2 separate regions of the Mus musculus genome follow, and region 1 is linked to region 2. The links are chromatin loops, found by intact Hi-C in ENCODE. Cell type or tissue: left cerebral cortex. All regions are shown on one strand. Each heading gives the region's core, and the rest is flanking DNA. Links, peaks and the distances in the headings are about the cores only.

What was found. A loop is a pair of places that touch in the nucleus more often than their neighbours do. Peaks named below come from ENCODE experiments on the same cell type or tissue, not always from the same donor. Only the 100,000 strongest peaks of a DNase experiment are listed, where the experiment ranks them.
Region 1: a loop joins it to region 2, with 4 times the contacts of the local background. A loop is called at or near these places in 1 of 42 quality-filtered maps.

Annotation. Positions count from the first base shown.
Region 1 is chr17:69,381,257-69,384,161 of GRCm38, reverse strand. It overlaps Gm49894, which reads left to right. Exons shown (of 3, transcript XM_030250167.1): 1 at 1-62; 2 at 151-986; 3 at 1,864-2,905. The coding sequence ends at 1,911. It overlaps Zbtb14 (zinc finger and BTB domain containing 14), which reads right to left and starts at 358. Exons shown (of 3, transcript NM_009547.3): 1 at 1-358. In left cerebral cortex, for the core only: CTCF peaks have their summits at 935 and 1,495; DNase peaks (open chromatin) are centred at 662, 1,286, 1,455 and 1,947; H3K4me3 peaks cover 1,915 bases; H3K27ac peaks cover 1,538 bases.
Region 2 is chr17:69,153,506-69,156,410 of GRCm38, reverse strand. It overlaps a transcript of Epb41l3 not described here. Among named protein-coding and RNA genes, the nearest start is that of Epb41l3, 4.4 kb to the left of the region's middle. In left cerebral cortex, for the core only: no CTCF peak of the experiment used is centred there; a DNase peak (open chromatin) is centred at 1,179.

The DNA of each region.
Region 1 (2,905 bases), core at 181-2,680, 230 kb before region 2:
CTGTTGCGACCGCACAACTTGGGAGTGGGGAATCCGGGGCCCCGCGAAAGACATGGGGCGCAGTCCGCGCGTGGGGAGCCCACATTCGCATTTCGCAGCCAATGAGCCGCCGGATGCAGCGAGCCCTCAGCATTCTCTCCTAAACAAAAGCTCCCCTGAGCTGTGCCCGCCAGCGACGGGCCACCTTCCCTTCCACCATCCTCCACTTCTCCAGGTCGCGGCGCGGGCGCGAGGCTCTCTTCCTTGGCCCGCAGCAGCCCCGGCGGCGCGACGAGCTCGGGAGCGGGCATGCGGCCGGTTCCGCAGCCCCGCGCCGCGCCGCGCCCTGCTCCGCCCGCGAGCCCCGAGCTCGCGCCCCGCGCACTCCGCGGCCTGCGCGTCTGGTCCTCCCGCGCCCTCCCGCGGCCAAGGGCGGGGGCGGCGCGCGGCCGGCTCCCCGGAGCTCGGCGGACGCAGGCGGGGGAGCGTGCGCGGGGGGTCCCGTCGGCTCCGGGGGAAACCACAGCTGCGAGGGGCGGCGCCCCGCGGGCCGCGCTCGGGCCCGGCTCGGCCGTCCCCACCCCCACCGCGGTGCACTGCGGCGCGGAGAGCCAGGCGGCCATGAACTCGGCCGCGGAGAGAGAGCGCGCGCGCGGGGCCGCCGCCTGGCCTCTTCCCCACCCGCTCGCTGGCCTGCGCAGCCACCGGGGACGCCCGGCCCCCCACGCCCAACCGCGGCCCACGCCCCGATCCCGCTCGCACCGCGCTGCGCCGCCACATCCTGCAGCTGGCTGCTGCCCCGGAGCTCGGCGGGAACGCGCCTCCTCGCAGCCGCCCCGGCCGCGCCCGCCGCCGGCTGCCCCCGCGTCCCCGCGCCCGTCCCCGGCCCTTCCAGCACCCGGCCCGCGCTTACCTGCAGCTTGGCACCGCTACAGACGCTCGCTGTCGCTGTGGGCTCCCTCGCTCGGCAGCGCGCAAGCCAGGGACGGGATGGACGCGGGGGCACGGTGGGTGGCAGTGTTTTGGATTTTTTTTTAATTTTTTTTTTTCTGAGTTTGGGGAGGGGGTGGGGTAGGGGGGGAATCGTGCACGTCCCTGGTGGTGGCAGCCCTCCTCCTGCACGAGCACACACTAGCCAACCCGCCGCGAACACCCCCACCACCCCCCTCCCCGTGCATGCGCGGTGCGGGCTCCGGGGTAGTGGGGGGGAGAGAAGGCGCGCCGCCGCTTGCGCAGGCACGGAACTGGCTGGGGCCTCCCTCGTGAGCGAGCGAGGAAAGGGTTAATCTGGGACCTGACGGGTGGTTGCTTTCCCTGGGTCTACGGGGCCGCCCGCGGAGAGCCCTGGCCTGCGCACGCGCGCGCACGCGCGCGGCAAGGGGCGCGCGGAGCCCGCGCGCGGGAGAAGGGGGTGGGCGGGGTCGGGGCGGGGCTTCTGCCGGCCAGGGGAGCGAATGCACGAGCTCCTTTCTCGAGCACCCGCCCCCTCCTGGAGCTCCCGACTCCAGGGCTCCCGCCGGCGCCCGGCCTCGGCACTGCGTCGGGAACGCGGGGAGCCTGCGCTCCCGTGCGTGTGCGTGTGCATGTGCGTGGGCCATGTCTGCCCCTGGGCGCGCACGGTTCGGGCGCTGAGCTCGGCCTGGCTTTTGGGCAGGTGTCCCGGTGCACCGTCTGTCTCCCCTGTACCGTCTCGACCGAATATCCAGGCTCATGGCTTGGTTCGTGCCACTGAGGCATTGTTTATGGGGAGCAGGCATTTGCAGAGCAAATGAAGTGCCATTTTTGATTTGGAGTATAAGGGGAAATTCCGGTCACCCTGGACAAACTGCTCAATCCCAAAGCTCTAGATCTACCAGACTAATTGGTGCCTTTACGTTTACCCAGGTACATCCCTCTCTAGCCATCATGTTTCCAGAACTAGGTTGCACTTGATGCTCCCATGGAGAGATCTGATAGCCTGGTAATGTCAGGACATCCATGTAAGTTATAGCTCCGCTGCTGCTGAAACCTTGTGTTCTCTGTGAGGCACTTCCTGATCCTCTTTACCTGCCCTCAGGCCCACGACCTGGAAAGTCCCTTTAGCCCCAAAATTTCTGTTCAACCTGCAATACTGGCAGCTGGATTGAGCTATTGTGCTCCTAAATGTCACTTCACTTCTGCTGCTTTGTCACACTTTCAACAGTCTTATGTTAAATCACGTGAATAACATCTGCAATTAGGGCAGGACCATGGACTTCTGGGAAGATGTAAAAGAATGCCTGTACCGGATGCCTAAGTAAACATGAAGGAAAACTATGGTCGCCTCAATTTTCTAAAGGACACCATATTCAGCCTCAGCTAAAATATTAACCAGTACTGGTTTAATGTCCCCCACGGTGTTTAAATACACGCCTTCAAATTTTTATTTTCTGTGTATGAATGCTTTGCCTGCATGAATGTGTGTGCACCACGTGTGTGCCTGGTGGCAGCGGAGGCCAGTCAGAAGGGGGTTCAGATCCCCTGAGACTGGAGCAGGATGATTGTTAATCACCATATGAGTTCTTGGAACTAGACCTGGGTCCCCTGAAAGAGCAGTAAGGGCTGTGAACTACCGAGCCAAAGTTTTAGCTCCTACTCGTGTCTTTTGGTGCACACAATAGCCTTTGTGTTAGTAGGGTTTGGTGAAAGACTTGAGATAGAATAAACCTGGTCTAGTGTTACTTTTTTAAAACGATTTTATTATGCGTGTGTGTGTGTGTGCGCGCGCACACAGGTGAGTATATGGGGGTAGCGCATATGATGCGTATGCTCCTAGAAGCCAGAGGCCCTGGATCCCCTGACCATCATGAGCCACCTGAGATGGGTGTTGGCCCTCTGGTCCCCTGGAAGAGGAGCAAGTGCTTAACTGTGGGTCATCTCTCCAGCCTTTTAAGCCCCACTCTCTTTT
Region 2 (2,905 bases), core at 132-2,631:
TCTATTGCCTTGGGGACTGCAGTATCTCCCCCTCTCCCTACCCCCAATCCTCCCGTTTTGAAATTGGAAGTGTGTTAACAGAGGTTCAGGACTCCAGATTTAAGTTCACAGTGAAGACCGGAGTTAATTAGAATGATAACTAGTTTTTGTGTCTGTCTGCAGCTCCCTCTTTCCTGGGAGCTACAAAGCTTAAGCTGGGGGGGGGGGGGGGGCGGGGAGAGAGAGAGAGAGAGAGATCCTGACTTGATTAGTTCTCTGGCCATCTCACACTCTCTGGGGCTCAAGACACTCTGGCATATTTCTTTAAGGCTTCTAAGGCCTTTCTCAAATCACCTAGTCACTGGCCTGAAGCTGAAACTCATTAAAGGAGGGAAAGAGATTAACAAACGATTGAATTTACTAATGGATGGCACAGATAAGATGTAAAATAAATGTCCCCAGCAGGGATGAGTGGTGGCTTACACTGAGCAGGCCTGAGGAGATGGGGAGGCTTGGCCAGGGAATCTAGAGTATCTACAATGTCAGTAGGAAAGGGAGGGGACATCCAGTTGCCTTGGCTGGAGAGGAGGGGGCTTTGATACCTCCTATGAGAGAGAAGGTTAGGAAATTATGTTACTGGTCTGCTATGGAGTTTAGGGACTGTGTTTTCTAGATGTGCAGCTCTGGAAATTAAAATTTTGAATGGAATAGTGGGGGGGGGGGGGGAATCTATGGCACTGCATAGACTGTAGAGTAGATAGGCAGATTCCAGGCTGCAGAGAGGAGGGGCCTATGGTCCAGACCCAGGAGCCAAAGGTAAAAAAGACCTAGAGTTCTTTACATCTAACAACATGTAAGGGTTCAAATATCTAATATGCATGAGGGCCACTTGTTAGTTTTGAGACATGTGTACCTGTCATACGGGCACATCTGTGGCTCTGTTTCATAAATCCATGAATGGAGGCAGTGTGTGTGTGTGTGTGTGTGTGTGCACGTGTGCACGTGTGCACGTGCATGCACCTTCAACGAAGGTCCCTTCCTTGAAAATGGACGAGAACAAACCATATCATTTACAACAAACACAAACTCAGCAATATCCTTTGAGACCCAGATGGCTCCGAGCCTTTCATTCATTTTGATGCAATGTTTTTGCGATTTAAAAAAAAAAAAAAAAAAGTTGAACGCAGCCTGTTCTCTCCATGACTCATGAATCCTCGTGGATAAATCAGGGGTGGCATGTGGGTGACTACTCTCCAGGGAGGAGGGAAAAACAGTAGAATGCTAAGTATTCTGTTTGAAAAGTTAGGAATGCCTAGCTAATTATCCTAACAATCTGCAAGTTCAAGGACTGCATTAAGAGCTACAGAGGTAGCTCAATTGGTAGAGAACTTGCCTAGAAGGCAGGACACCCCAGGATCGATCCCCAGCACTGTACACACTTCACCAGGCAGTATATGCTGGGTCCCTAATCTCAGCACCCAGCTGGGGTCAGGCAGGAAGAGCATAATTCAAGTCTTCCTCAGCTACATGGCAAATTTTAGGCTGGCTTGTCTCAAGTCATCTCATCCTTACCAAGTTGAAATGGGAAGCTGGGTAGCAGTTGCTCTAACTTCCTTTGGGCACAACCAAGACTATCAGCTACTACTTTTGTGTATCTAACACAGATACGGAACGAAAAGAAATGCCAAAACAGGCAACTCACGAGCAGATCATTGCTCTCTTAGTACTTAACTCGCGTGTGCTCAACTGAACACTCTGCCCTGCCTTAATACTATCTTGCAGGAGCCCTTGGTAGTCATCTCTGTCTTCCCACAGTGCCTCACAGAGGACATTGCAAGTCAGAACCCATTTTTTTCTAAATGAATGAATAGATGCCAAATATTGGCCTATGCTACCTCTTTACATCTAGGATTCAGACACCTTATGTAGGAAAACATCAGGGTGTTTTCCAAACTCCTTAAGCTTCCATATTCTAGGATTCTATGAAGTTCAAAAGGCACCATGGACTCGGTGAGGAGCTAGCTGCTAAGTGCTTGCTTTTGAAAGATCCTGGCAGAATGTAAAAGGACACAGAAGCCCTGAAATTGGCAAGATAGACGTCAGTGTTAGCAGAAATAGCTTCACTGATTTAGAAAAATAGAGGTGCGCAATGCTCTGGCCACTCCTCAAACCTGTGTGTCTGCCAATGTTCTGACCAGGTGTGTGCCCATTGCTGCACCCTCATTAGACTCTTTCTTTGTACCCCTCCCATACCCATTTCTTGAGAATAGACATTGTTTAGATCTGGAAATCCCCTACTCTCCCCCTTCTCCTTTCCCCCCTGAGGGCCTATAAAAACTGGGACCTCTTTCCCCTCGAGGTCGACTCCTCTACCCCATGTGTGGGATATGAGTCGTCCCCAGAGCTCTGGCTTTCCCCGAATAAAGCCTCATGTGGTTTGCAACAAGCTTGGTCTATCGTGAGTTCTTGGGTGTCCGCTATTGTCCTGAGGCCTGAGCGAGGGGCTCCTCTTGGAGTCTTTCACTTTGTAAGCATGGGGACCGCAGTTTGATCACTCAAAACCCACATAAGAGATCCAGTCGTGGCGCCATATTCTGGTACTATCAGCACTTTGAAGATAGAGACAGGACTTGAAGGAGAAACAGCTAGAATCATGGGTGACTTCCAGGCCTATCAAAGACTCTTATCTCACAAAGCAAGGTAGAGCAGGCATATAAGGAACAACACTCAAAGTTGACCTCTGGTCTCCACAGGCACACACACATGCACAAGCACACATCCACCTACAAATAACATATCATACCTAATACCGACCAAGTAAGAGTAATATATTAATAGCCCATCTAACAATCACTGGACAATAAAATGTCCAATCCTTCCATATAGAAAGGAGAGGGAGAAATAGTAGACAATAAAAGTTTGAGTA